7 separate regions of the Homo sapiens genome follow, and regions 1, 2, 3, 4, 5 and 7 are each linked to region 6. The links are chromatin contacts, found by Hi-C or POLR2A ChIA-PET in ENCODE. All regions are on one chromosome and are shown on one strand. The core of a region is the stretch at or near the end of the contact, and the rest is flanking DNA. Distances in the headings are between cores, read along the strand shown. Region 1 holds the start of ZBTB37 (zinc finger and BTB domain containing 37). Region 2 holds the start of DARS2 (aspartyl-tRNA synthetase 2, mitochondrial). Region 3 holds the start of RC3H1-DT (RC3H1 divergent transcript). Region 4 holds the start of MGST3 (microsomal glutathione S-transferase 3). Region 5 holds the start of RABGAP1L (RAB GTPase activating protein 1 like). Region 6 holds the start of SCYL3 (SCY1 like pseudokinase 3). Region 7 holds the start of TMCO1 (transmembrane and coiled-coil domains 1).

The links. Hi-C counts contacts between places; a loop is a spot of excess contacts on that map. ChIA-PET counts read pairs that join two places held with the same protein, here RNA polymerase II (POLR2A). Pooled maps may share reads with other maps.
Region 1: a loop to region 6 is called in a map of naive thymus-derived CD4-positive, alpha-beta T cell, with 24 times the contacts of the local background. The contact joins the promoter of ZBTB37 here to the promoter of SCYL3 in region 6. A Hi-C loop is called at or near these places in 2 of 168 maps with a recorded cell type or tissue (CD4-positive, alpha-beta memory T cell and naive thymus-derived CD4-positive, alpha-beta T cell) and 15 of 50 pooled maps. POLR2A ChIA-PET finds 5 or more read pairs at or near these places in 1 of 52 experiments (activated CD4-positive, alpha-beta T cell).
Region 2: a loop to region 6 is called in a pooled map, with 29 times the contacts of the local background. The contact joins the promoter of DARS2 here to the promoter of SCYL3 in region 6. A Hi-C loop is called at or near these places in 6 of 50 pooled maps.
Region 3: a loop to region 6 is called in a map of CD8-positive, alpha-beta T cell, with 5 times the contacts of the local background. The contact joins the promoter of RC3H1-DT here to the promoter of SCYL3 in region 6. A Hi-C loop is called at or near these places in 2 of 168 maps with a recorded cell type or tissue (CD8-positive, alpha-beta T cell and naive thymus-derived CD4-positive, alpha-beta T cell) and 8 of 50 pooled maps.
Region 4: a map of CD4-positive, alpha-beta memory T cell shows a loop between it and region 6 (27-fold over the local background). The contact joins the promoter of MGST3 here to the promoter of SCYL3 in region 6. A Hi-C loop is called at or near these places in 2 of 168 maps with a recorded cell type or tissue (CD4-positive, alpha-beta memory T cell and naive thymus-derived CD4-positive, alpha-beta T cell) and 10 of 50 pooled maps.
Region 5: a map of B cell shows a loop between it and region 6 (28-fold over the local background). The contact joins the promoter of RABGAP1L here to the promoter of SCYL3 in region 6. A Hi-C loop is called at or near these places in 5 of 168 maps with a recorded cell type or tissue (B cell, CD4-positive, alpha-beta T cell, CD4-positive, alpha-beta memory T cell and 2 more), 1 of 37 single-sample maps with no recorded cell type and 14 of 50 pooled maps.
Region 7: a loop to region 6 is called in a map of B cell, with 36 times the contacts of the local background. The contact joins the promoter of TMCO1 here to the promoter of SCYL3 in region 6. A Hi-C loop is called at or near these places in 2 of 168 maps with a recorded cell type or tissue (B cell and naive thymus-derived CD4-positive, alpha-beta T cell) and 9 of 50 pooled maps. POLR2A ChIA-PET finds 5 or more read pairs at or near these places in 1 of 52 experiments (activated T-cell).

What each region holds. Positions count from the first base shown.
Region 1 is chr1:173,866,000-173,870,049 of GRCh38, reverse strand. It overlaps ZBTB37 (zinc finger and BTB domain containing 37), which reads right to left and starts at 1,670. Exons shown (of 5, transcript NM_001122770.3): 1 at 1,645-1,670; 2 at 930-1,125. It overlaps GAS5 (growth arrest specific 5), which reads left to right and starts at 2,061. Exons shown (of 12, transcript NR_002578.4): 1 at 2,061-2,090; 2 at 3,007-3,059; 3 at 3,254-3,289; 4 at 3,483-3,522; 5 at 3,844-3,873. SNORD74 (small nucleolar RNA, C/D box 74) reads left to right here and starts at 2,305; the gene lies at 2,305-2,376. SNORD44 (small nucleolar RNA, C/D box 44) reads left to right here and starts at 4,022; the gene lies at 4,022-4,050. It also overlaps SNORA103, SNORD77, SNORD76 and SNORD75. RefSeq lists an enhancer at 392-1,591 and a silencer at 1,226-1,635.
Region 2 is chr1:173,822,628-173,826,568 of GRCh38, reverse strand. It overlaps DARS2 (aspartyl-tRNA synthetase 2, mitochondrial), which reads right to left and starts at 1,896. Exons shown (of 17, transcript NM_018122.5): 1 at 1,213-1,896. The coding sequence starts at 1,339. It overlaps CENPL (centromere protein L), which reads left to right and starts at 1,686. Exons shown (of 6, transcript NM_001387287.1): 1 at 1,686-2,357; 2 at 2,550-2,643. RefSeq lists enhancers at 1-514, 1,156-1,673, 1,380-1,939, 1,674-2,192, 2,170-2,409.
Region 3 is chr1:174,020,077-174,023,823 of GRCh38, reverse strand. RC3H1-DT (RC3H1 divergent transcript) reads right to left here and starts at 1,341. Exons shown (of 2, transcript NR_187284.1): 1 at 1,184-1,341; 2 at 634-1,041. It overlaps RC3H1 (ring finger and CCCH-type domains 1), which reads left to right and starts at 1,467. Exons shown (of 20, transcript NM_172071.4): 1 at 1,467-1,728. RefSeq lists silencers at 1,232-1,481, 1,592-1,911 and enhancers at 2,118-2,657, 2,722-2,841.
Region 4 is chr1:165,629,521-165,633,610 of GRCh38, reverse strand. MGST3 (microsomal glutathione S-transferase 3) reads right to left here and starts at 2,377. Exons shown (of 6, transcript NM_004528.4): 1 at 2,318-2,377. RefSeq lists enhancers at 1,703-1,872, 2,926-3,456 and a silencer at 2,303-2,542.
Region 5 is chr1:174,157,960-174,162,055 of GRCh38, reverse strand. It overlaps RABGAP1L (RAB GTPase activating protein 1 like), which reads right to left and starts at 2,536. Exons shown (of 26, transcript NM_001366446.1): 1 at 2,399-2,536. RABGAP1L-DT (RABGAP1L divergent transcript) reads left to right here and starts at 2,769. Exons shown (of 4, transcript NR_121197.1): 1 at 2,769-2,892; 2 at 3,066-3,169. RefSeq lists silencers at 2,131-2,310, 2,431-2,830.
Region 6 is chr1:169,891,888-169,895,899 of GRCh38, reverse strand. SCYL3 (SCY1 like pseudokinase 3) reads left to right here and starts at 2,004. Exons shown (of 13, transcript NM_020423.7): 1 at 2,004-2,112. RefSeq lists enhancers at 1,577-1,986, 1,661-2,248, 2,249-2,836 and silencers at 2,187-2,266, 2,507-2,566.
Region 7 is chr1:165,766,481-165,770,157 of GRCh38, reverse strand. It overlaps TMCO1 (transmembrane and coiled-coil domains 1), which reads left to right and starts at 1,290. Exons shown (of 7, transcript NM_019026.6): 1 at 1,290-1,476; 2 at 1,889-1,966. The coding sequence starts at 1,407. TMCO1-AS1 (TMCO1 antisense RNA 1) reads right to left here and starts at 1,229. Exons shown (of 3, transcript NR_125374.1): 1 at 783-1,229. RefSeq lists enhancers at 327-1,002, 1,003-1,679.

The DNA.
Region 1 (4,050 bases), core at 421-2,920, 4.0 Mb before region 6:
CAGAATCACCAACAGGTTTTTCAGTTTAAGTTTCACAGGAGGACATAGTTAAAACTAAAAAGTGATCTTTAGACTCCTAAAAATTCATGTTATGACCATGCTTTCCTTACTAATAAGTTATATAACATCAAAACAGAAGTTCAACAGAAGGTAGGGGGAAGGACTTTTAAGTGTTAACTATAAGGTACTTGCAGACTGAATATAACATCTCATAACTTTACAACTTTTCTCTGGAGGAGGAAAGCTTTCTGAATAAATGCAATTCTACATAGCTTGATATCCCTCTTCTTAGTATTTTACTACCTGCTGCAAGAATTATGTTTATTATTTTATAAAAGGACTAATATCCCACATGAATGTAGGCTAATATTTCTAAGCTTAAGAATCAGAGCCCCCCCCACAAAAAGACTTTGGTTATAGGGCTGTGAAGCAAACTCTAGGAAAAATCCCACAGCTGTGCCAGGATTCAACCAAGATGCAGAGAATGTGAAGTTCAGTTGTCAAAATTAGGAAAGCTGGGTAAATCTGCCAAATTCGAAGTTGGCAATTCCGAGGTGGTGATGAATACTTCCATCCTGAAACTTAGTTCTCCAGATCCGATGAAAAAATACAGCATTTACCAAGTATGCCAACATTTTTCCATTAAAATATTTTTAAAAAATGGCTGAAACACTAAACCTGAAGCTGTATACAAGATAGTTGAAAGTACAGTTTCAACTACTGAAAATAGTTTGTATAAATCCGAACAGGAAGACATTTACTTAAGCCCAATGTGCGTTCACTTATCTATATATTACATAGTTACACCACACCTGAAACTTCAGGAACTTACTCTGCCAAGCTCACAGTACTGCCCCGCATTAACAACACACTTATTAAATAGGGAAGTGTATACACTGTTTTCAACAATCAACTTTAGCCAATCTGACCTTTTTCCAAAGCGTTATTGTTTGTTTTGAAACTTTTAATCCAATAAGAGCCTCTGTCGATGCCATCATGAATTCAGATGTGTTTATTTTGGAGCCTACACCAGCGCCTTTTTTGTTTGCTCTTTCCGGCAATTCCCCAGTGAGGAAGCCCCTGGAGGAAAGTCTTTCGCTACCGTCGGCACTGGAGGGGTGAGAGCTGTAAAAGGGAGAATTGGGAACGGCATGGGGTTGGCCACTCCAGCACTTGAGCAGCTTTCTTCTGCGTTAGGAAGCCTGGGGAGAGGGGAACTGGCTAAAGGGCAAAATGTCACTGAGGAACTTCGGAGAAGATGGGGACAAGGCGTCGGGCGGGGGAGCCAGCGCTCAGGTGAGAACTAGGAAGGGGGCGGCGCCCAGGGACCGGCTCCAGGCGGCGGCGGGCGGGGAGCTGCCAGGAGGTGGGTGTGCGTATCTGGGTGTGTCCCGGCTGCGGTGGGGGAGGGGGCCGCCCTTCCCGGGGTCCTGAGGGAGGGGCCCCGCGAGGGGGCGGGTCCGGCAGATCAGCCCGGCCGGGGGCCAAGGGGGTGGAAGGTCGCCCGGTGCCTGGAGGCGGGGTGAAGGAAAGTAGCTGAGCGCCCCAGGAGCGCGCTGCGGCGGAGGGCGGGCGAGGTGACCCCGGTGCAGGGAAGTGGCACTGGGGTGTGGGGCCCGAGTCCAGTCAAGGAGCAGCACCTACCTCCGGGGGTGGAAATGGGCCGGAATGGGCCGGAACACCGTCCCGGAAGTGAAATCCCCCACCCCCTCCCACGGAGCGGGCGACGTGCCGGAAGGAAATCACTCAGCCTTACACCGCCCCCCCTTCCCCCATCCCCAGAGCTTTCCTTGCCTCGCGCCCCCTCCCCTCTCTGCTCTTCCTCCTCAGTCGGGAGGAGGGCGGGAGCACGGCATCACGTGGACGGTCATGTCTCTGCCCACAATGGCGAGGAAGGGCGGGGAAAAGGGGCGGACTTAAGGGGTGGGAAGAAGGTGATACTGGATGAGAGGAAGATTGAGGGAGGTTAGGGGGAGGAGCCGAAGCGGACGCTGCCGGGAGCGTGCGTCGTGACGTCATCAAAAGAACTCTTATATACAGGAGCCCAGGCACCATACTGTCTTTTCGAGGTAGGAGTCGACTCCTGTGAGGTATGTTTTATCTTTGCGAATGTTGCGGGTTTTGGGGCGCTCCAGCCTTTGTCTGCTAAGGTCACCCTGAATTGACTGGGACTTCTAAGCCAGTCGCGCGCCTTTGCAGGGCCTACAAGTTGAGGATGGTGGGGGATTGCACATATGGTGCATGCGTGACCTAAGCTGCGACTATGTTAGAGTAGAACTGCGGAGAAGCCTCGGCTCTCGTGCCCTGCCTCTGATGAAGCCTGTGTTGGTAGGGACATCTGAGAGTAATGATGAATGCCAACCGCTCTGATGGTGGCACATGCCGAGTCACCCGAGTAAGCTATTGTTAAGGGCCGTGACCCGAGCCTCCATCAGCCGTCCGCTCTCATGAAAGGCTGTCGGTGGTAGTCCACGTGCTTAAGTGCCTGCATTCCGCAGTGTCACCAATATTTCCATTAGTGTTTCTTTTTTCTTTTTTGAGACCGAGCCTCGTTCTGTCACCCAGGCTGGAATGCAGTGGCTCGACATCGGTTAATGGCAACCTCCGCGTCCCGAGTTAAGCAGTTCTGCCTCAGCCTCCCAAGTAACTGGGACTACAGGCGCGCGCCACCATGCTAGGCTTTTATATTTTTAGTAGAGACGGGGTTTCACCATGTTGGCGAGACTGGTCTTGAACTCCTGACCTCAGGTGATCCACCAGCCGTGGTCCCCCAACATACTGGGATTACAAGCCGTGAGCCACCGCGCCCGGCCGCCATCGGTGGTTCTTAACTGCGGGTGCAGTGCTTCTTTGTAACATTAAGTGTATCCTTTACCTGTCGCTAGATAATGAATGGTATGTTACCTGCATCATTGGTTTAAAAAGACGAACCGTTTTTTTAAAGAACACTCTTTAAAAAAAAGAACCGTGGAACAATGAATTAAAATCTGTACCTGATCTCTTTAGGTATGGTGCTGGGTGCAGATGCAGTGTGGCTCTGGATAGCACCTTATGGACAGGTAAGAATTGGGGAAAGTATGGTGGGAAGAATGAAATCTAAGAGGTGGTCTCAGCCTGTGATGCTTTAAGAGTAGTGGACAGAAGGGATTTCTGAAATTCTATTCTGAGGCTTTAATGTTAACAGCATTTATATTTAACGTGACTGCTGTGAGGTTCATTCTCACTGTTTTGCTTGCATCTTTTTGTTTTCTAGTTGTGTCCCCAAGGAAGGATGAGAATAGCTACTGAAGTAAGTTGAAAATTCCCTCTCAAAAAGGTTTAAAGCCATTGGATGTGCCACAATGATGACAGTTTATTTGCTACTCTTGAGTGCTAGAATGATGAGGATCTTAACCACCATTATCTTAACTGAGGCACCCAAAATGGTGAGTTGGGGAACATAGAGAGTACACCTAAGTTCACATGAAGTTGTTTCTTCCCAGGTCCTAAAGAGCAAGCCTAACTCAAGCCATTGGCACACAGGTGAGACACCTCTATTTTGTACTTCTCACTTTTAAGGGATTAGAAAATAGCCAAAGCAATGATGATTATCTATGTTAGTGCTTCTCTCCCCTCTTTTCAAATGAGAATTTTGCTCTCATATTGATACTAAGTTTAATACTGAAGAAAATGTGAAAACAGATACTATGATGGTTGCATAGTTCAGCAGATTTAATCATGAAGAGATGTACTATCTGTCTGATGTATCTGGGGTAGTTGTGGTTTGCTGTTAATGGTTAAGCAGTGTACCACCAATCTACCATTAAAATATTTTTTGCTGACAATTTTGTATTAAAATTACAGGCATTAGACAGAAAGCTGGAAGTTGAAATGGTAAGTGAAACTGTATCCAAGTAAGCAGGTAACTGGGCAAACTTCCTACGGCACAAATGGCTTTTTAGTTACCTCCTAGTGCTGAATGCATTAAATAAATGGCGGATTCTTGTCTTGTTATGATTAATAAGAAAGTTTGTAAATGCAGCCTGGATGATGATAAGCAAATGCTGACTG
Region 2 (3,941 bases), core at 647-3,146, 3.9 Mb before region 6:
AAATTTATAAAATAAAATAAGTCAGAGTATGTAATTTAATTCATTCACTATTAAATTTACCTGCAAATGTGTCAAAAGCCAAGTGAATAACTGAATGTAAATTTCTGTCTTGTGTTAGGAAATCAAAATTTTTTTGATCTTCTAGCATTTGCATTGACCTAAAATCCTAATTACCCAATTCTTAATATTGCACATTTCTTCCTCAAATGAAATAGGATTTTAGAAACTGCAGAAATGGACGGTGTAGGAACTATTTAGCTTTAGTATGAATCTAGTGTTTAACAGCCACTTGTACACTAGAAAACACTATTATAATTCTGTGAAAAATGATTTTTTTTTTTTTTTGAGATGGAGTCTCGCTCTGTCGCCCAGGCTGGAGTGCAGTGGCGCGATCTCGGCTCACTGCAAGCTCCGCCTCCGAGGTTCACGCCATTCTCCTGCCTCGGCCTCCCCAGCAGCGGGGACTACAGGCGCCCGCCACCACGCCCGGCTAATTTTTTTTTTATTTTTAGTAGAGACGGGGTTTCACCGTGTTAGCCAGGATGGTCTCGATCTCCTGACCTCGTGATCCGCCCTCCTCGACCTCCCAAAGTGCTGGGATTAACGACGTGAGCCACCGCGCCCGGCCGAAGAAGGATTTTTTTAAGGCATCAACCAAAAGCAGAGTATTCTATATATTACGTGGTTACCTTTTTGTGGTCTTTCTAAAAACTCAGGGAAAAAAAACTGCCGTATAATGAATATAATGAGAGTGAATTTCGCTTCTACACATAAGGCTATCCAGTTAAGAACAGGGGAAAAGCCGGGCGCGGTGGCTCACGCCTGTAATCCCAGCACTATGGGAGGCGGAGGCGGGTGGATCACGAGGTCAGGAGATCGAGACCATCCTGGCTAACACAGTGAAACCCCGGCTCTACCAAAAATACAGAAAAATTAGCCGGGCGTGGTCGCGGGCGCCTGTAGTCCCAGCTACTCGGGAGGCTGAGGCAGGAGAATGGCGTGAACCCGGGAGGCGGAGCTTGCAGTGAGCGGAGATCGCGCCACTTCACTCTAGCCTGGGCAGCAGAGCGAGACTCCGTCTCAAATAATAATAATAATAATAATAATAATAATAATAATGGGGGAAAAAATGAAAAATGGAATAAAAGCTCTCCGGCCGTAGATAACAGGCTGAAGTACTGTTCATAGGATAGATCTCTTCGCTATTTTCACCTGGAATTCTCCTCTGTGAACTCTGCAACAGACTTCTGTAGAGAGAACCCCAGATCGGTTGGGTGGTCCTTCTGATGGGTCTGGATAAACCCCTGTACAGCTGACTTAACCAAGAAGGGAAGTACATGTTGGAGCCACACGATGGCGAAAAACAATCACGAAATCCCACGCTGCCGGTAGTTAAAAGTCAGTTTTGGAAATACACAGAAATCCCTTAAAATTCCAGGAGTTCCCACTCTCTTCTCGAATATTTAAGGCCTCCTCCGCACAACATTGGAGTACACGTGTCTAGAAACAAGACAAATCTCCAAGGTCTCTGGGGTGCTTGCTGGGGTGGAGATAAGGGAAAGACCTCTCCCTGAGTCTTAAAGCATCAGTCTGCACTTCTACTCAACAAGTCGGCAGCCAAAAGTGACGACGAGAGAGCGACTCCACGTAGCGGCGCCAGGCGCGAGCCCAAGACAACCAGAGGCGGTCACAAGGTATACGCCCTTCTCCTCTTTCCACGCTTCTCGAGAGGCTCCCGCGGCCAGAACCGGAAAACAAGGAGTAACAGTCGCGTTTCAAATCTCGCAGACCTGCTGGCCGATTTCGAGTCTTCTGAAAGAGGAAGGCGAGCAAAGCCAAAATTCTCCCAGAGCGCGAACCCAAACACAGATCGCCGCTGGGGTCCAAGCGCCCTTCAACTCCGCCCGCTAGTGCCCAAGATTACCGGGAAGGAATTCAACGAATCAGTGGTGAGGTGCCGCCGCCATGCCTACTACGGGCGGAAATTTGAGAGAAAGCTTCGCACCGGTAGGAAAACTGAGGAGCAACCGAGCACGATTGGAAAGGTTGACGATAGTGGTTAAGTGGCTCGGCCTTGCCCTCAGTTAAAATGGCAATTTTAGTTGCTTCACTGATACGGAATCGGCGAGGCGCCAAGGAGGCTTCCTGCGTGGGGCCGCAGAGCGAGTCGGGAAACGATTTTAAACTGAAGAGGCGGCGGAGGGCCGAATTCCCTTTTCTCAACGGCTTGATTTCAGAGCTGGGCTGGTCTCTGACAGGCTCAGCTGGAGAGGGACGGGTTGGGACGCACTGTCCTTTTGCCCTTCCCCCTCCGCGAGCAGAAGCTGACTCCGCAGGAGCGAGGGTCGCAGAGCTGGGTGAGCGGAAATGTCCCTCCCAGAGTGAAGTCGCAGGGCCCGCCCCGCGTCTGAGGGAGCGGAGGTCTTCCTGGGTGCGTTTGTGTCTCTTGTGAACCCACTTGTGGAGCGAGAGGGAATTTGGGAGGGCCAGGGGTTAGTCTGGCCTCTGTCTTAGCTGTCATTTTGGCGGTTTTTTTTTTTTTTCTTCAGGGGATTTCAGTCTCCACATAGTTTTGGAGCCGGACTTTTGAAGAATGATTCGTGAATCCGGAATGGGTGACAGCGTCATCACGGCATTTTATTGGTAAAGATGCTTTGTATTGGTCCCGGACCTGCTTTAACTTTGTATTTGCCCTGTTGTGTGGTCATTATCTTACAATACTTGCGTGTTGAGGTGTGTTTAAACACTACGTGCTTAACACTGGCTAAGTATTGGCATTGGGGCGGTTGGATTTAGGTATTGGTGGCAATGTAGAAAAGTGATCAAGTCAGAGCCCCTTCACGGACTAATCACAAGAGAAACAACAAAGCTTTACTTGTGTGCTGTGAACCACAACTGCAAGTGGAATTGTCAAGAGAACTAGCCCTGCCAAGCTCAGGAAAACTTCTGAGGAGATGGCACATGGAAAATGGATAAGATTTACTGAGACAAACGGGAGTAGAGAAGTGTTTTTAATTGGCGATAAGGTGAATAAAAAGGCAGGGAGAACAGTAGAGTGATCATCTGTCTAGAGTAGGGGGTGCATGTTTGGGTATAGGGCTGTCATTTAACCTCTTAAAGAATTGTCTACTGGAACTTTCTTCACTCCCATCCCCCCACCCCCCAATGTTGTATACAAAACCTTAGAGGAAGTGTATGCAGAATGTTGGATTTTGGAAAGGCTAATGTCGATGGATCTTGGGGAAGAACTGAAGTAGTAGAAAATGAACCTGGATAGGATCAGATAATAAGATCAAATACAGTAGTGCCTTGAAAGCCAGACAGGAATTCTGATTTGACTTCATATAGATGTGTGGGAACTGTTATGGGATCTCAAGCAAGGTAATGATAAAAGTGGTGACAATGAAAGACTGATGATGGATTAGGGAAAGGGGCTAAGATTGGGAACAAGATAAGTAGCTATAATTGAGAATGAAAGTGAAGCCCACATCTAAGAGGACAAGTGTATATCTTTTTAAGAAATATGTCAGAGGCCAGGTGTGGTGGCTTATGCCTGTAATCCAGCACTTTGGGAGGCCAAGGCAGGCGGATCACCTGAGGTCAGGAGTTCAAGACCAGCCTGGCCAACATGGAGAAACCCCATCTCTACCAAAAAATACAAAAATTAGCCAGGCGTGTTGGTGCATACCTGTAGTCCCAGCTACTGGGGAGGCTGAGGCAGGAGAATCACTTGAACCTGGGAGGTGGAGGTTGCAGTGAGCCAAGATTGCACCACTGCACTCCAGCCTGGGAGACAGAGTGAGACTCTGTCTTCAAAAAAGAAATATGTGAGAATTTGATGATAAAGTTAACAAAGTTAACTTTTTAGATGTAAAGGTGATGTTGAAGGAAGAGTAAAAGATGATGAAAGTTTTTTTAGTGGGGAAAGAAAATGAAAAGGA
Region 3 (3,747 bases), core at 92-2,591, 4.1 Mb before region 6:
TACTTGCAATGGAAGTTGAGTTACTCGCTTCACCTAAACAAGGAAGTTGGCATGTTTGCCTAGCAACAGTCGCTAAAACCTTCTGTTGTGGAAGGTTCCCTAGGAGTGAGAAGAAGGGAGGAGGAGGAAAAGCAGGAGGAGCAGATTAATCTGTTTTTCCTAGCAGGGTACAGAGGCCTGGTCTGAGAAGGGAAAGGCTTTAAGAGATCCCTTTAGATTGGCACATGCTAACCTAAATCCCCCTGTGGTAGCTAGAAATTCACTCTCTGTAGGACTGGGGTTACTATTTAGTAGGCTGAAAAGACGATTACAGATTAAACCCAGTTCAGAGGCAGCAAATTCCAATCAGTGGAAAGACAACAATAGGTCTTCTAAACAGAAGCTGAGATCTCAGTAGCAGGAGGGTGCTAACAACTAAAAAGAATTCTTCTCTGCCAAGAGTTTAGGAAGGTGTGTGATATTTCTTAAAAATAATACAAAAACACTATCTGTGATAGCGATTCCAATGTATCAAGTTAAAGGCAGAAGTGCTTCTCTTGGGGTACTGTGATGTAAACAGTGAAGAAAGGACAGAAAAACATAATCTCTGCTCTCTTGGTCAAATCCTGAAGCAAAAAAGGTGATAGCGCCGAGTAGAGGTATTAAATGGTTGTTTATTTGGGGACTCTCTCTCTCCTCTATTCTAGATGATTTATTTTGAAATTAGTACTGTATGGTGTTACAATAATCCCATTTCTTCCCCTTCTCAAAAGCGAGGGTTTGGCTAAAATGAATTGTCTGAAGGGACCTCCCATTCCCCAAAACCAAAACGGCACCTTTTCCACAAGGGACAAGAAACTTTTAAAGAGTCGCAAGGTTAGATTTCAGGAGCCCTTCTATGGGCCATATCTTTTCCTGTCGTCCCCAAATAGCTCTTATTGTTCACACAGCCCAGGAGAGACGTTTTGGAGTAGCGTGTCCGGGCCTTTTGGGCTGTTTCACAGCCTTAGGAGGCTGAACTCCCAGAGGGGTGACGAGGACAAAGCTGATGAGATCCAGAACCTGGATAATATGGAAGAAGAAAAATGGGGTGGGGGACAAGACGTGAAAAAGAAACAAGAGTTGGGGGACAACGGCTGAGAAAGCCGAAAGAGTAGACGTAGTGTGGGGTTCGATGGAAACGAAAGAAATTCCCCCAATTTACTCTCGCCATCTGGCCACTGGCCCGCTGAGCCCAAAGGCGCCGGTGCGGGAGGGCAGACCGGACCGAGGGACCGGTTCATCTGCTCAGGGCGTGTGAGACTTTCGGTCGCGGCGGAGAGCGTCGCCGGTCTCCCTCCGGGCGTTGGTGGCCGGTGACTCAGAGCTTTGCTCCCGCGCCCGCCCCTCCCCTCCGCCCGCCCCGCCTCCTGAGGGAGGATCCTCGCCCTCGTCTCCGCCCCAGTCTCCGGGGCGGGCCGGAGCCTGAGGAAGAGGAAGGGGACGAGGACAACGAGCGACTGGGCGGCGGAGGACGAGGAGGAGGAAGAGGAGGCCGAGCAACAAGATGGCCCCTGCTGCAGGAGCAGCCTCAGCAGCAGCAGGTGGGAGGCCGGAGGCGGTGCTGGCGGTGGCGGCGGCAGCCGTGGCCCGGCGGCCTGGGACAGAATCAGAGTCAACGGTGGCCTCGGCGGCGGCGGCGGCTGCCGCGGCGGTGGCGACGGCCGCGGGGACTCGGAGCTGAGAGGAGCTGCTGCTCGGACCAGCGCGGTGAGCGAGCGGCGGGCGGCGACTTGGGGAGCGGGGCTGCCGCGGCCGGGGCCTCAGTCGGGAACAATAGGCAGCTGTGGTCGGGAAGGGTTTGTCCTCGCCCGCCCTCTGCTCCTCCGCGGCAGCGGCAGCCCGGCCGGCCCCAGGCTCCTCAGGGCCCCCGCCGGCTGTTCTGGGGCTTGTCAGTGGCCGGCGTCCTTTAGGCCTCAGGCCTCTGCATGCCGCCTGTAGGGCCTGTCGGGGTAGGTAGGCCGAGAGGAGGACGAAGGGAGGCTCGGACGAGAGGGAGGGGGCGAAAGGGCTACCTGGCTCCTGTGGTACTCCCAGGGCCTGGGCCAGGCGGGGAATGCGCACGGGAACTGCTTTTTGGACCCCTAGTCTGTGGGGGTGGGGGAGGGCGAAGGCGTCTGTAAACAGGCGCCGCCTCGGCCTCCCAGCACCTCAGGGCTGCTTCCTCCCCCAGCCCCTGAAGCGCTCCCCTTCTTTGGCCAAGTGGATTTCACGGTGTCTGTTTCCCTGAAGTCCCTGGAGATCTAGCCTGGTAGTCTTCTCCCTGCTGGCGATGGGAAAATTGTGTGTGTGCAGGTGTCTTTAAAAAAAAAAAACAAAAAACTTAAATGCAACAAAAACATATAAAATGTGGTTATCGGTAAAGGATGGAGTGGTAAGGGATGCGCCTCTCTAAACATCTCTAAGTATCAGTTCTATAAACATCAGTTATGCCCGCATCCCAGGTGAGAGTGGATTGAAACAAGGGCTCTTTTGGAACAGTAATAACACAACTCTTGACATACCAGAATAGCCTATGAAACTGGAAACAAACACTGGCAACGCGGAGACAAACTGTAATGTTTAAAGAGGACTTTTATTCCAGCTAGGCGTTTTGAATTACTAACATGCAGTATAAGAAGCAACATTAACTAGCATAAAGTGGACCTCAGGAAGCACTTCGAAAGGAGACAGGTGGTTCATCTCCGGCCATAGAGCTTCTTGTGCCTTGTCTCGTGTTTCAGTAATTTTTCCTGAAATTGTTCAAGACCAGTCTTTTCTCTGAGTTTGAAATTTGATTTCGTTTTTGTTTTGTTTTGCGACGGAGTCTTGCTCTGTCACCCAGGCTGGATTGCAGTGGCACAATCTCGGCTCACTACAGCCTCCACCTCCCGGATTCAAGCGATTCTCCTGCCTCACCATCCGGAGTAGCTGGGATTACAGGCGCCCGCCACCATGCCCGGCTGATTTTTGTATTTTTAGTAGAGACGGGGTTTCACCATGTTGGCCAGGCTGGTCTGGAACTCCTGACCTCAAGTCATCTGCCCTCCTCCGCCTCCCAAAGTGCTTGGATTACAGGCGTGAGCCACCTCGCTCAGCCTTAAACTTAATTTTTCAAGGCTTCTACCACATTTTCTTACAAGTGAGGGAAAAGGTAGATTTATTTCTAAAGTACTTTCTACCTAGGTATGCAGAAATTTATATTAAAATCGCTTGGATACATCCAAGGAGATTGCTTTTCACTTGTTAACATTCAACTGCAAGGCCTAAGGGTTATAGGTTGTGTTCTTTTCAGCACTGACCTGTGCTGAAAAGATGCCAGTTAATATCTTTCACCTCTTCTAAGGGTAAATTTCTAAGTAGAATTGGTCCAAGTCTGTTCTAATTAAAAACATTATAAGCAGCACTAGTCTAGTTCTTAGTTCTTCCACAACAATTGACACTGAATAGATTAGCAATTGAATAAACATAAAGGTTGAATTTTCTTGTTTAGGATTTGAAGTATAGTGAATGAATATCAATACTGACCTTCATTTTATGCTTAGCATAAATAATGTTGGAGATGTTTTGATTTTTTGAATGATGGAGAAATAACAACTTTCTATGGCTCCTGATGTTGTGACTTTTTTGCAGATATTTCAGAAAGGACACCGTTTTTCAGGTGCTCAAATCTGTGATTTTTTTTTTTTTTCTGTGCTAATTTTGTTAGGTCAGCACAGATTCCAAGTAAAGTCTGTGTTATAATGATAC
Region 4 (4,090 bases), core at 1,128-3,627, 4.3 Mb after region 6:
GGGGTTCGACCTTTTCATGCCTGTCTACACTTAGAATGAAGCTGTGGTACAACCGCTCCCATTGCTTGCTCATTTATTTATAAAATAAAATATCACTTACTTATTTTTAAAGGGTGGAATAAAAAAATAAAAAAATTAATTTTTGCTTTAAAAAAATAAAAAAAAATGAAGGGTGGAAATAAGGCAACTAAATCGTAGAACGCAAGTTCCAGTTAATGAACAGATCAACTCTAGAAATAACTCAGAAGGTAACAGCAAGATCTATGATTCTAAAGGATAAAATCCTTAAAGGCATTTGCAAATGCATTTGAAAGATAGTACAATTTTCCTGTTGCCTAATTACAGCGTTTCTCCTCAGAGGCAGGTAGGCAGGTAGGTACTGTAAGAGCGAGTGACAGAAACTCAGGAATTTTATTTTACATAGCGATAATCTACTTGCTGCTAACTGCTAAATTTTTTGTTCAGGAAGATGGTAAGCTTACAGTAGCATTAATAAATTGAGCTGCAAAAACCGTAGCAGTATATTCTTCGAAACAAATATTGCTTTAAAATGCTAGATGGTTCATGGTCAATTGTGGTCGGTAATGGTGTTCTAAATATAGATTCAGAAGATTTAAGTATAAACATAGGGCACAATATGTTTAAATACAGATAGATGTGCAGTAGGCACTGAATTGCTTTTGACAGATTGATTTGACATCCACCTCATTCCAGACTGCTCCAGGGGCTTTTTAGCATTTCTCTGAATAGTGGGTAAAGCCCTTCTTTCCTGTATGTTCCTTCTCGGTGCTAATCTCCAGGCGAGGAGGATCTCTTCCAGGATTGTGTCTTTTCAGAACTCTAAGCCAACAGGAAGAAATCTAAATAAAGCGGAAGGCTGCCCTTCTCCAGTTTTGTTCCTTAATCTAAGGAGGCCCCTGTAGCGCAGTTTCTATAGTTGGCGACAGTCTCCCTGCAGATTTATATATAGTAACATTGGTTAAAAAAAATCACTTGACAAAGTTTTCTATTTCCGTAACATTGTGTCAGGAGGGAAGCTTAACGGAAAGTCTTCCCAGGGATGAAAGTATTTGTTTCTATTTTATATGTTAGTTTTAACTCCTTAAATTCATCTCCTATGAGAATAAACATTCTTGATCTGACTCAATGTGCTCTCTGAATTCACTGAAATAAAATATAGCCTGTAACTCTGACCAATAACCTGGGGTGCCTCCCAGAACTGCTGGCTCCAGGTGATCTACAGATTTCCCAAGAGAAGCGCTGCAGCTCCTACCCACCAGCAATCTAAAATCTGCAGCAATTCCGCAGGACCACACCTAGGCCCAACAGCACATACCTGCAGAGCCGGAAGCGCCTTCCCCTCCAGGGCATCTCCTGTCCCCAGGGAAGGAATTAAAGTTCTAACCCCTGCCTCTCCTTCTACCCATCCTAGTATCTGCTTTTCCTTTACCTCGTCTTCCACACTTACTTGCCCCCGACGCTATTATGTAGCTTGTAAACTCGTGACTCTCAAGGAAAGTATCAGCAGAAGCCACAACTTCGGGGAATGACTCACTAAGGAGTCTCCAGCGCCTTCCACCGCCCTGCAACTGCCCCACTACTGTAGCCCTACGGCTCCGTGCTGCCACCCCACATAAAGAAGGGGCATTTTCTGAAATCCAAGGAAGAACCTGAAGAGTCCCCCACCCGCCTAGAGGCGTCTCTTGCTCTAAGTCAGCGGTAGGAAATGACCACCTTCCCAGTACAAATGGACAAACGATTCTAAGAGGCAGGAGGAAAACAAACACAATTCCTTCAGAGGCTCTCCCGACCGTCCCTAGCAACACATCCCCACCGCAGCGGGTGCATTGCTCACAGGCCACTTCTGAAACCAGTGTTACTGATCAGGCCTGCACAACCACTCCCCCGGCAGTGTCCGGCTCGCCATCCTCTGCGCCGGAACAGCAGAGGGCAAGGTCGGGTGGTCTCCGGAAGGCAGAAAGGTGCCCCCAGACTGCAGAGCCCGGGGACAGCAGGAGAGGAAAGGAAGGAATGGAGGAAGGGTTGACCTTGAGAATTTTCCTGAGTTACACATAAATAGGTCGGGCCTCGCTTAGACGCTCCCAACCCACTCCACCAGGGAAAAGATGCAAGGCAAGGGGAGAGCAGAGAGGGTGGAAATTCAGATCGCTAATTTACTGATAAGGGTGGGGGGAGGTTAGAGACAGCGGGTCTCTATTCAGCTCGCATAGGCTGAAATATGGGAGTGCCCTGCGCAAAGGCTGAAGTGCCCCCGGCGGCCCGGTGCTCGTGGCTGCCCGCAGGTGCTAGCACTCACCTGGATCACCTTCGAACAGCTGGAGCAGAACAAAACTGCGCAGCGCGGTGTGGGTGCGGCGCCCTCGCCTGGGGCGGGGCTAGATGAGGCCAGAAGCAGGCCCCGCCCCAGCCGACCAGCGCGCGGCCACGCCCCCAAGGCGGGGCTCCTGGCGCTGGCGCGCGCTGTCTAAGTTGCCAACTCAGGGCCACTGGTTGGGAGGTGGAGGCCTAATTTTCTTCCTGCTCATGGTCGTCCAGCGATTTACTCCTCTCATTCTCAAAAACATATATCTACTCCCCCAGGTGCCTTCGTGGCCATCTTCCTAAACTGTCCCAGCCAGGTCATACCTCCCGGATTGGGTTTGCAGAACAGTGGGACGTGAATAATTTGTCCCCAGCAGAGCCACCGTAGCGGTTTTAGGCGCTCTGCTGTAAGGGCGAAGCACGGGCATGCAAGGCGCGTGCGCGAAAGTAGCCGCGCCTCAATCGATGTGTCCCTGAGGCGCGTAGCTGGGGCGTGGGCGGCGCTTGGTGTCCCAGGTTGCTACACTCCCGAAGTGAATGGATTTATCGCTGTTAGGGCCTTTTTGTTTAGGGCCTAACAAATATTGTTAGTTTTGCCGAGAGCTGGCGCCGAGCCCTGCCCTCGTGGTGGGCCGTACCCACGCCCCCTGAGCGCGGAGTCGCGTGGCTCCGGAGTTTTGTTTTTTTGAAAGGAGTCTCCCAATTGTCCGTGGAGTTTTTTTTGCGGCACATGGAGTCTCTGCCTTCGCGACCCAGACCTTTGATGTGAACACCTGCTCCCGTTACGCTCGGGTCCAGCGTCCGGGGCGGGGCTCGAGGCCGGGTGGAGGAGGGGTGGGGGCGGGGGTCTTGGTCTTGGGTGAGACCTGCAGATACGGTCGGGCTGAAGGAGTAGAACTGGCTTCTAAATGCCGGAAAATCCGAAGGAACTGACTGCAGAAGGCACGTTTCCAATTTTCGCGTGTTTTAAGTGCACCCTCCCGCCACCTCTCCTCTGGACATCCCTCATCCTTTTGAAGATTGCCACACCTGGGCCCCTCCTAGAGTCTCCTCTTTGGAGGATTCCTCACCTCCGAGAGAATGCTTAGGAACCCACCTGAATGATTCCAAGTTAAGGTGTGGAAAGGCAGAAATCTAGATTTTTGAAGGCTCTAGGTTATGTGTGTGTTTCTTTTTATTGGGTTGTCATATTTGCACATCTAGAGGTACTTTGAGAGCTCATTAAATCTTTACTGTTGCTGTTTCAGCAATTTCCAACCATTCTCATACTTTCTGTCATGTTGGGTTTCTGTCATGTTGGATGTAGAGAGGGCTTTGTTTTGCTTGAACATTGAAAGGAAGTAAGTTAGGGAGACAGTTTTGCATTATTGAGGCAAGTTTCTCCACTTGCTGGCTGTTCTACGTAAGAAGTCATTCCAAGGTGGTGGAAGGGATGATTCAAAAATCAGGAGCGGGGATGCACCTTGCACCCTCATTTTACACCGGAGACTGCAGTCTCAAAAAAAATTTGGCCTCTTCTTTGCCAGTTATCTCTGACCACAGACAAGTACTTAACCACTGAGGACCTTCTTTTAAAAATCTTATTACAAAAGCAGTATTCCTTTATATTAGAATTTTCGGAGATACAGAAAAGCCCACAAAAAAATTACATACACACACAATAGAATCATACTGTATATTCTGTTTTGTGGTCTGCTCTGTTCACTTCATAAAATGTAAACCCTTTTTTTGCTTTTCATTTCTTTTTCTTTTCTTTTGATACATAAAC
Region 5 (4,096 bases), core at 1,287-3,786, 4.3 Mb before region 6:
CAGGTGAAAAAAAAAAAAAATGGGACAAGCACCGTTGGCTCAGGCCTGTAATCCCAGCACTTCGAGAGGCTGAGGCGCAAGGACTGCCTGAGGCCAGGAGTTGGAGACTAGCCTGAGCAACATGGTGAGACCCTTGACTCTACAAAAATAAAACAAAAAATTAGCCAGGTTTGGTGGCATGTGCCTGTGGTCCCAGCTACTCAGGAGGCTGAGGTGGGAGGATCTCTTGAGACCAGAACTTCGTGGCTGCAGTGAGCTAGGACTGAGCCACTGCACTCCAGCCTGGGCGCCAGAGCGAGACCTTGTCTCTTTAAAAGAAACAAACAAACTTCATCTATTTACAGTCACACTTTTTTAGGTTGGTTTGTATATTCACCATATGCCCCAATAGTACTGAGACTTACTAACTTGTTTCCAGCTTTCTAGAGGACAATGTAGGTTATATAATATGTTCACATATAAGCTCTACCCTATTTCATCTACTTCTCCCCATATGACTTACTAGTACACATCAGAGGCCGGGCGCTGTGGCTAACGCCTGTAATCCCAGCACTTTGGGAGGCTGAGGCGGGCAGATCACCTGAGGTCAGCAGTTCCACCAGCCTGACCAACATGGAGAAACCCAGTCTGTACTAAAAATACAAAATTAGCCAGGCGTGGCGGCGCATGCCTGTAGTCCCAGCTACACAAAAAGCTGAGGCAGGAGAATCGCTTGAACCCGGGAGGCGGAGGTTGTGGTGAGCCGAGATCGCGCTGTTGCACTCCAGCCTGGGCATCAAGAGCGAAACTTCGTCTCAAAAATAATAATAATAATAATAATAATAATAATAATAATACACATCAGAGCAAATGTAGGCTACATAATATGTTAAAATATAAACTCTGCCCTGCTTTATCTACTTCTCTCCAAATGAATAATACATAATATCAGCGCATTTATTGAACTGATTTAGTATAGACACCAGTCTAACTCAAAGTCTAGAGCTAACCCCTCAGGCAGGTGTACATTTAATACAATTTGATGATAATGTATACATAAAGTTCAACTAGTCTTTCTCCTTAGAAATCTCATTGTCAATTTCATAAGGGACGCTCTACTGAGAAAATGAATCACAGGCCAGTTTTCTAGTACTAGGAGCTTGTGAACCAGTATTTTCCATGAACAAAATCCACTTCCAATGTGATCACAAAAAGCAAACTTCACATCCGTATCTTCTGACATCATAACTAATGGATATTCTACGGAAGATGCCAAATATAAACACTACTGTAAGAAAAGTCAGAAGGTTTTCATGAAACTGTGTTTTCAGAATTTTAACAAGCAACTACTTACCTCCCACTATGCACGAGGAAATTTAAATGTATTAAAAATCCCTAAACCCCTCCAGTGCCAAAAATAAAGGCCTTAAAATCATTTTCCAAACTGCGCTGAAATCTGTCAGGCAAGCAAAAGTTCTCCTTACCATTAGTGTAATAAGGCTGGCATTTCAGTTTACTTGCATGAAACCAATTTTGCAAGTGACCACCCAAGTTTTGGTACATATTCTAATATAACCCTATCTGAGAGATCCAAGGACCTGGACACACTGCCTAGTATCTGAAACCCGTCAGTTCAGCTCCCATGCACCCGGCCACCTCCCGCTAGCCGGTGGCCCCTTTCCACATGCTGACGCACTGCCCAGCCCTGTACCGTTGGCGACCAGTGCAAAGTACTAGCCCAGTCTCAGAAACTTTGACTCAGTTATCAGGACACTGAGCACTCACAAGGTGGGTGGGGGTTGGGGGGAGGTGTTTGTCATGGCTCAGGAGGTCAACTTTGAAGCGGGGCATTCCCTACAGGTAGGGATCTGCCCGGAACGCATCCCATCCCAAACTGCAAAACCACAAGCATCAACAGCAGGAGCCGAGCAAAGTGCTCGGCGGAGGAAGAGGAAGGGCGAGGGAGAGAAATGGTCGAGTACAGAAGCCTGCGTGTGGGTAAGAAAATACCCTAACCACTCGCCCACCGGACGCAGGGCGGCTGGGACTGCGAATCCAGCAGCAGCCACAGCGTAGCAGCGGGCGGCAGCCGCCGAGGCAGCAATGTCAGGAGGGCACAGCTGGAGGAGGCGGCCGCCAAAGCCACTACCCCACCCCCAGGTAAGGGCGCCGACCCCGCCCGCCCTATCCGCGAGGAGCGGCCACCTGGGAGAACTGCGGTGTCCGGGAGGCGGCCGACAGTCCTGAACCCGCCCCCTACCCTCCTTACCGCGGTCCTCCCGCATCCCAGTCCTCGGCTGGGGCCCCATCTCGACCCTCCCCAGGCTCAGCCCGACGCCAACACACCCAGGCAGCCTCGGCCCGCGGATCCGGGCCGCCGGGCCGCCCTCGTGTCCCTAGGAGGCCGTCCTCGCCTCACCTCTTCACGTCTCCGCGGGCGCTGCCGAGACAACAACTCCTTCAGGCGCCCGCGTTCCACCCTCCACCTCGCGCTCTGAAGCCGGGCCGGTCCCGTTCGCTCCGCCACCGCTGGAGCCCGAGGAGGGCGGAGGGAACTGAGAGGGGAGGGGAGAAGGGCCGCCTGGCAGGAAGAGGCGAGGGAGGGGGCGGGCCGAGAAGGAGGGGAGGAGGCGGTGGCGGCGGGTCGGAAGCGCGCTCGTCCAGGCCCCTCTGCGCGGCGTGCGCGCTCCTGATGTCGGAGGCGCCCACTCTGCCGGGCGGCGGCGGCGCACACGCGCGTGCACGTCGCTGCGTGGCCGCGGTTGCGCCGGGAGCGGAGGAGTGAGGTCCTGACAGAACCAGAGCTGTTAGAGCAGGGACGCGCGAAAGGCGGGAGTACGGGCGGCGCTGGAGAACCTCCGCGGCGGAGGGGCCTGGGGGTGGGACCGCGCCCGCGAGCCCGCCCTGACCGGGGTGCGTTCTACTGGCAGTTGCTGAGTTCGGAAGATTAACTCTGAATGTGGAGAGATTATTTTCTTGCTCGTAAACCTGGTTTACATATTTTCATTCTTAATGCTCAGTAATCTTAAGGAAAGTCACCTGAAAGAATACTTTTTCACCAAGTACTCTTCTGCGCCTGTTTGAAGGTGTCTGTGTGCTTGTGAAGCGCTCCCTTGTTAGTTCCTTCTGTGAGACTCGGGGGAGACTGAAGAGGGAAATCACCTGCGGGGAATGAACAGGAAAGCAATAAGTAAGCACCATTACGTATTATATGAAGAAAATGTGCCCTCATTTGCACCTTTTTATCCTTTGGGGTAAAAGATGTTGAGGTACAAACTAGGTAGAGGTAGAATAAACCAACGCTTTTTCGCTACGAAGATTGTACTGATCCTTGAATTGTGGACATCCTTCTTCTAGATCCTGCAACCAGAAATGACCTGTAAATTTTCCGAATCTCCTTAGCACTTTGTTCTGTAGTTTTGTGGCACCTAACATGTCAGGCTTATCCAGGTTGCCCTGTGCAGCATTTTATCCCACTAGACAACCGCTGTGAACCTGTATCATTCATTTGTATCTTACACTGTGCACCCTGCCTAACTCATAGGAAGCACTCAATGAATGTGATTGCATGGATAAGTGAATATAGTGTCCAGTGATTGCAGCCATAGAATGACTTTAGTTTAAATATCTCCCTTCTATCCCACTTCAATTCCCCTGCCCTCATTTTCCCACCCATATTTAAAAGCTACTCTGAGAAACGTGACATTTGTCCAAAGGGCCCTCCCTGACAAATTCCTTCCCCCCACACCCCCGCTTTTCCTGATGTTAATGTCTATAGATGCTGAGACATATCAAGAGTGTTGTAACTATTTTTTTGTTTCCCCTACCTTCTGGGCTGCTTCCCTTATTAACTTCTGTATCTCAGGAGCCTACCTAGCCCTGGGCCTGACAATAAATGCTGAAAGTTTTTATTATATTTAATAAAGTTAGGGTTAGAATAACATAAATCATCTGTTGATTTCCTGAGATGTACAGGAACTATTAATAAATCTGCCAACCAGTAAGTACTAAGCCTCTACTAAATAAAGTACTAGTAAATTTACACTGCGCGCCATGAGGAAATCAACAGTTGACAAAGCCGCAGTTTCTGCCTTCAGGTATCTTCTAACTGGAGTGA
Region 6 (4,012 bases), core at 755-3,254:
TGGTGGGTGGGGAGGGGCAGTAAGTCAGGGAGTGCTGATTGGTTGGGTCGGAGATGAAACTATGGGGCATCACTGTCTTCTTGAACTGAGTCAGTTCTGGGTGGGGGTCACAAGATCAGATGGGCCAGTTTATCATCTGGGTGTTGCCAGCTGATCCATCAAGTGCAGGGTCTGCAAAACATCTGAAGCACTGATCTCAGGAGCAGTTTAGGGAGGGTCAGAATCTTGTGGCCTCCAGCTGCATGACTCCCAAACCATAATTTCTAATCTTGTGGCTAATGTTGGTAGTCTAGACCCCAGGCAAGAAGGAGGTTGGTTTTGGGAAAGGGCTTTTATTGTTTTTGTTTTAAACTGTAAATTATAAACTAATTTCCTTCCAAAGTTAGTTCAGCCTATGCCCAGGAATGAACAAGGATAGCATGGAGGTTAAGGACAAGATGGAGTTGGTTAAATTGGATCTCTTTAACTGCCTTAGTCATAATTTTGCAAAGGCAGTTTCATTGCTACCTGAATGATTTTCCTAACTTATCCATCAATCTCCTGGAAGCCTTTCTCCTTAACCAATGTCTTCAACTCTGCCAGACATGTGGCAGCTTCTTCATCAGCAGATGTGGCCTCTCCAGTTATTTTTATGTTTTTCAGTCCAAACCTATTCCTGAATCTGTGTAGCCATCCCTTACTTGCAGTAAATAGCTTGGTGTGCCTAATTTCAGGGGATCCCTTTCTTAAGTCTTCCTATAGGCTCAACACTTTCTGGCAAAACTTACTGCGGTCAGCTGAAATACGTTTTCTGTTCATGTCTCCCACCCACAAATGTAATGCCTTTTCCGTCTTTTGCTGTTGCACCTCAAACTACAAAAGTTACAGCCACAGTGCATGATAGGTGCTTAGTTAACTAGCACGAATCTTTTTCCTTCTTCACAATTTCATGGATAATTTGTTCTTATCATAGATTTTGGCAACCTCAGCATATGACTCTTTTTCTTTCCTTATTAAGTCCAGAGCTTTCACCTTTTCATTTAAAGGAAGCACTTTACAGCTTCTCCTCGGCATATCCAAATTGTCAGCACAATTCCTGTGCTTTGCGGCCATTATTAAGTAAAATAAGGGTTACCTGAACATAAGCAGGTGGTATCTCTCATTATCTCTGCTATACTACGGGTGCATCTGTTAACCAAAGCAGCTACTGAGTGGGTAATGAGTGGATACTGTACACAGCGCGGCTACCTGCGACAGATGATTCGCGTCAAGGGTGGGACAGAGTGGATGGCCCGAGATTTAATCGGGCTACTCAGAATACAGGCGGTTTGAAACTTAAGAATTGTTTATTTCTGGAGTTTTCCATTTAACATTTCTGAACCAAGGTTTGACCACAGGTAACTGACACTGCAGAAAGCATGGAGGGGGGCAAAACTACTGCATTAATATTAAAATTTTCAAATATTACTTTTTGCTAAATGAAATGTGATTCAGGACCTTCCCTCTCAAAGATCAAGCGAGATCACCACGACCTCCGCCAGCAGCGGCTCTGCACGACTCCACCCTCGCAGCCCAGCCAATCAAAGCTACAGGTTGAGTGACGTCACTCTCCTGAAAGTCCTCGCTAATTCCCGTACTCCTTTTCTCCGCCCTGCACCTCTACTGTTTGCTACAAGTGGCCAGCAGCCATTTTGGATTTGGGCGGAAATGAAATTAAAACTGTGCTGTTAAAAGCCTAAAAATTCAAGTCAAGACAAACTTAAGCATTCGACCAACACATCTAGAAAGGGGGCATCTTCGTGGACTAACTAGACCACTGGGGCAGTGAGTGAAACTCGGTATCGTCGCGGCGCCCACACTTAAGATGGCACCGGCCTGAGACTCAGCTGTGCGGCCTCTCTACCTCGGTTCCTGGTTAGTTGGCCTCATTGGTGGCGTCGGAGGGAGGAAGGTGGGCCTTCTGTCCCGTTTCCGGACCCGTCTCTATGGTGTAGGAGAAACCCGGCCCCCAGAAGATTGTGGGTGTAGTGGCCACAGCCTTACAGGCAGGCAGGGGTGGTTGGTGTCAACAGGGGGGCCAACAGGGTACCAGAGCCAAGACCCTCGGCCTCCTCCCCCGCCGCCTTCCTGCAGGTAACAGGGAGCCCTGCGCTGCGCCCCCAGTCCTTGCAGGACTGCGCCGTGGGGGAAGGGGCCGGGCGGGGAGGAGGCGGCGGGCGCGCGCCCCGCTCGCGGGTCTGCGCTCTGGGGCCCGCGCGGGAGCGAGCTCGGCGCGGCGCCGGCGGCCGGTTGAGCTGTGCTCTCAGCTTCGGAGCAGCCTCCCCTTGCTGATTGTGGGGCGCCCTGTAATCTGCGCTTCGCGGGCGGCCCCCGACGGGTGAGGCGCCCGCGGCCAGAGCTCTCCAAGGCGGCCGCGGAGTCGGTCCTCGCAGGGAGGTGTGGAAGGTGAGGGGCCAGCGAAGCGAGAGCGGCGCCTCGGCCCTTCAGTGACCCCGCGGGGTCGCGGCAAGCAGGGCGAGGGTGCTCGGCTGGGCGGGTCACTGTCCCGGGGCGGCAGTGCCCGAGCCCGGGGGGATCCTGGGGGCGCGCCCGCCCTCGGGAAGGCGGCCTCATTCTTGATCCAAGACCAGTGCCCGTCCCCCAAGGCCCAGCTGGCTCCTGTCTTGGCATAGTGCTTTCTGTTTAGAATAAAGATGAAACATTTCTCGGAAGAGCATATTCAGGAATCCATGTGAAATTCTCGGAGTCGGGTCTCGAATTTTGGGGGTCACTGTTAACTGCTGTTTTTAGGGACCCATGTTCTTATAAAATGTATCTTGAGCTGAAATCACAATTATTTTGGTCCATAAAGACTTAATTGTGTATTGCTTGTCAGCTAGCAATGCTGGACTGAGTTCCGCAGAGGGAATATATACCTGAAACACGAAAGCAAGGGCCGGAGTAACGTTACCGCTGGATACCAGAATATCAGCCAGTACAGTGCATCCTTAATACTCAGAGTGCAAGCCATTATCTTTGGAACTTTCAAGCTAAGGGAGCTAGGACCAAGGTAGTCTCGAGTAATTGCTGGGAAAAGAAAATATTTGGTAGAAACATTTCCATAGAGCACACGGGTTTCTTAGTTGAGTGTATGAGTTGCCCTTTGACCTAGACAAGGGTTTTCTTAATCTACAAGCGGTCCAGAAATTTTATGTGCTGCCCAAGTAGGCAAAAGAGTGGAGGGAGATTATTAAAGGGAAGACTGATGCATATTCAAGTCAGAGACTGTCAACTCAGCATTTTATTATAGAGTGGAGATGCTAAGTGCTACGAAATACCTATTACGGGATACTAGGATATCCTTTTCTACCTTCTTGTGACTTTTTAATTTCAAAGCTAATGAGCAAGATTTTGTGTTTTCCCCGTCCTCAAAACAACAGGAAAGCATTTTGGAAGGCCAAGTGTTTTTCTTACATTTCAATAAATCAATTTTAGCTGAATTATCATTTTTAAAGCACTGGCGGGCATGGTGGCACATGCCTGTAATCTCAGCAACTAGGGAGGCTGGGGAGGGCAGGTAGCTTGAGCCCAGGAATTCCAGGTTACAGTGAGATAGGATAGCGCCAATGCACTCTAGGCCAGCAGCAACAGAACAAGACCATATCTCTATTTAAAACAAAAAACAAACAAAAAAACTTCTTCATATAACAGTATTTGTGCTTCTTTAGATATATTAGTGTGAAGAATTACTGCTTCAAAACATTCTCAAATTGCAATAATCAGCACACCTTTTTAATTTTCCCCCAATAAAGTTTGCACTGGGAACATACAATATAATCTTACCACTGTCAGTATTACACTGATGGTATCAGTGGACTTCTGTCAAAGTTAACATGCTTTCAAAACAAGAAAATGGCATCCTTTCCAGTTCTCTCAAGAAATTGAGTCATCCCTTTTTAATTTTTAAGTGATTTTTTTAGTCTTAGACCTAAAATACAGTAAGAAAAATGAATTTTAACTACTTCCTAATGCTTTTATAACTTTGTTAATTATA
Region 7 (3,677 bases), core at 41-2,540, 4.1 Mb after region 6:
CCGTCTCTACTAAAAATACAAAAAATTAGCTGGGCGTGGGGACGGGCACCTGTAGTCCCAGCTACTTGGGAGGCTGAGGCAGGAGAATGGCTTGAACCCGGAGGCAGAGGTTGCAGTGAGCCGAGATTGTGCCATTGCACTCCACCTGGGCAACAAGAGTGAAACTCCATCTCAAACAAACAAAAAAACACCAATGATAGGAGGAAGTACAAGAGGATACAGCTCAGCCAGCTTCCAGGTTTTCACCCATACACACACACACCCCAGTGTGAAAAAGCTGAAACCGTCTACAATGGCTGAAACCACGCTGCTGAGACATTTTTGAATTTTAATTAGTTAGCAACACTTATAAATTAAGTTTCACATAAAACCCAGGATTTCTGGATTTTCCTGAGAAACGAAGACATCTCAGAAACTGGGTGCTCATTCTCCTAGAGAAATGGGTTGGATTTGGGTATCAAATTCTCCTTTCAGATGAACTTAATGCTCACTTATCCATCGTAGTAACTTCCACCATTTGTTTAGGCTCAGCTTGCATAAGATAATTTATTTTCTCTCGCCAGTCTAGGCATCTGGGTTTAAGACCCCTTCTCTAGATACATTACTCACTGCACTATCACACTATGAATTTTCAGGCATCCGTGCTTTGACTTCCACTTTGCCTAGAAAGTCCTTTGCTATCTCCAAAAGTACTCCTACTCCCCTAAGGCACTGCTTCAATTCCTTTCATTAGCTTCTTCTGACCACTCTCTCAACCGTGTCACGCAGCACTGTGGTAATACCTCTATTAAAACCCTTATCAGAGCGTATGCACAAGCTTCTCCTCTTCGCGCTGACGTTCGCTCCTTGAGGCCAGCGGCCCACAACTAACTCATTTCGCGGTTCCAGCTTCACGTCCATGCCCTGGCACCTACACCCAGTCGTTCAGTACCTTTGCGGAAGTCAGTCTTCTTACTTCACGGCAAACCCAAGCTAAACTAATATTACGACCACAGAAGTTGGGCTGAGGTAGAAGTCAAGACTATCCCAATAACTGGATTCTGGCCGAGAAAAAGGCGCGCGCCAGCACCCCAGTCAGTAAAATCTACCGGGCAAAGTTCGCCGCCGCCACTATCCTCCTCTGGCTCTGAAATAGTTCCAATTCTCGCGAGATTCGGCCTGACTACCAGCCCTTCAGCTCCAGTGAGTTGCGGGTTGGTTTCCTCTAGACTCTCGTGGCCACACCGTTCTCCGATACGAGCCTTTCCGGTGCTATGCCCCGGAAGCGGAAGTGCGATCTTCGGGCTGTCAGAGTTGGTCTGTTACTCGGTGGTGGCGGAGTCTACGGAAGCCGTTTTCGCTTCACTTTTCCTGGCTGTAGAGCGCTTTCCCCCTGGCGGGTGAGAGTGCAGAGACGAAGGTGCGAGATGAGCACTATGTTCGCGGACACTCTCCTCATCGTTTTTATCTCTGTGTGCACGGCTCTGCTCGCAGAGGGTGAGAGCGGGTATTTCTCAGACGTTTGATCAGTCCCCGGGAGGAAGGGCCCCGGGGTCCCCTGTGCCACCAGGGGAAAGATCGCGAGCCTTACTTGCTTGAGAGGCTCATCTACTCCACTTCAGGGAATCTCTGGGCAACTCGTGAACAGGAGCAGGAGGGGAGTATGGAGTCGATTGCCGAGTTTTCTTTGGTCTCAGGTAGATTTCACTTGGGTATTTGTGGAGACACCTTCACATCATGTTACTGTTGTTTTGGCTGAAGAGTCAGTTGTATTAGCCTTTGAAAAAAGTTAACTATGGGTAAATACAAAGCGAAAAGTTGGAATTCCTCCTTCTCCAACAGTAACCACTTTGTTTGTTGTGATCATTCCAGTCATTTCTCTATTAACATGTTGCTTTTAATGTTTTAGGCATAACCTGGGTCCTGGTTTACAGGACAGACAAGTACAAGAGACTGAAGGCAGAAGTGGAAAAACAGAGTAAAAAATGTGAGTATGGCAACACATTAGAAATAATTTCAACACGTCAAGCTCATTAAGTCCATGTTCACAATAAATATTTTAAGAGCACCAGCTGATACAAAGATGAACCTGACTTGAAGCCTATTTAGAAATAGAAGACTTTTATGCAAAATGTGTAATACCAACTAGAGGGAAGTGAGGGGCGTAGCAGATACATGTTATGTGCTGTGGTGGTTCTAAAGAAGAGGTTCAATCTGGCGCAGTGGCTTACTCCTGTTAATCCCAGCACTTTGGAAGGCTGAGGCAGGACTGAACTTAGGGGTTTGACACCAGCCTGGGCAACATAGGGAGACCTCGTCCCTACAGAAAAAATTAGCTGGGTATGGTGGTACACACCTATAGTCCCAGCTATTTGGGAGACTGAGGCATGAGGATCCCTTGAGCCCAGGAGATTGAGGCTACAGTGGGCCACGATGGTGTCACTACACTGCCTCCTGGGCAATAGTGAGACTTGTCTTTAAAAAAAAAAGAAGAAGAGGCTTCATTCAGTTGTGAGGAACCATGGTAGCCTTCATGATGCTGATGGCCTTGCAGTTCCTTGTGGATAGTTAGAATTTGGATAGAGAATGAAATGGGGAAAGGAAATTCCAGGTAAAGAAATAACATATGAGCAAAAATATGGAAATCTTAACATTTAAGGCATGTTTGGAGGATGATATGTCATTATGACTGGTGTCAAGGTAAGTGGTGTCTTCAGAGATAAGCCGAGTTTCAGTTGGGTTAGAAAGTTGAAGAGGTGTTTAAGGAAAAGATTAAAAACAAGAAGGGTTTGTTACCTTTGAAATAAAGCAGGAATTCCACAGGACTCAGCTAAAGGTACAGGGTGAATGGTTCCTTATAGGCCTGATTTAGTTTTCTCTCTTCTTTTTTTCCTTATAAGGATTAAATATAACTTTTGTTTCTTAGAATTCCTACAACTTTCTGTATTCTGTGACTTTTTCTTATATCTTCATAGGGGTTTGAAGTTTTTTTTCTTAAATTACCATATTTGATCTACACAGCAACCATTTGTGGTTACTCGTATAAATATTACCTCCATGTCATAGGAAAGAAAATTGAGCCTCAGGATGATAATGACAACTTACGTCACAGAGCAAACAAAGAATTAGAGACCAGACTCAGGCTTTTAAAATTACAGCTTACTGTTCCTTAATTTACTCAGTGTTGATTATGTACCTCAGCATATCTGGGCCAAACTCGTTATCTTTACCTTCACAAACGTGATATTCTTCCAGGATTTCCCTATCTTGGTGATGGGTACCTCCATGCTTCCAGTAGTGTAAGCCAGAAACCTTGATATGCTTTATTAATTTGGCTCCAGGACACCATACTTTCGGTTTTGCTGCTCTCCATCTTACTAGTCATCCTTTTTTTATTTTTTATTTATTTATTTATTTTTTGAGACAGGGTCTCACTCTGTCACCCCTCAGAGCTCATTGCAGCCTGGACCTCCCAGGCTTAAGCGATCCTCCTGCCTCAGACTTCTGAGTAGCTGGGACTACAGATGCACACCACCATGACTGGCTGATATTTTGGAGAGATGAGGTCTTGTTCTGTTGCCAGGGCTGATCTCAAACTCCTGGGCTCAAGCGATCCTCCCGGCTAGGCCTCCCAAAGTGCTGGGATTACAGGCATGAACCACAGTGCCCAGCCCTTACTGATCATTCTTCTGCAATTT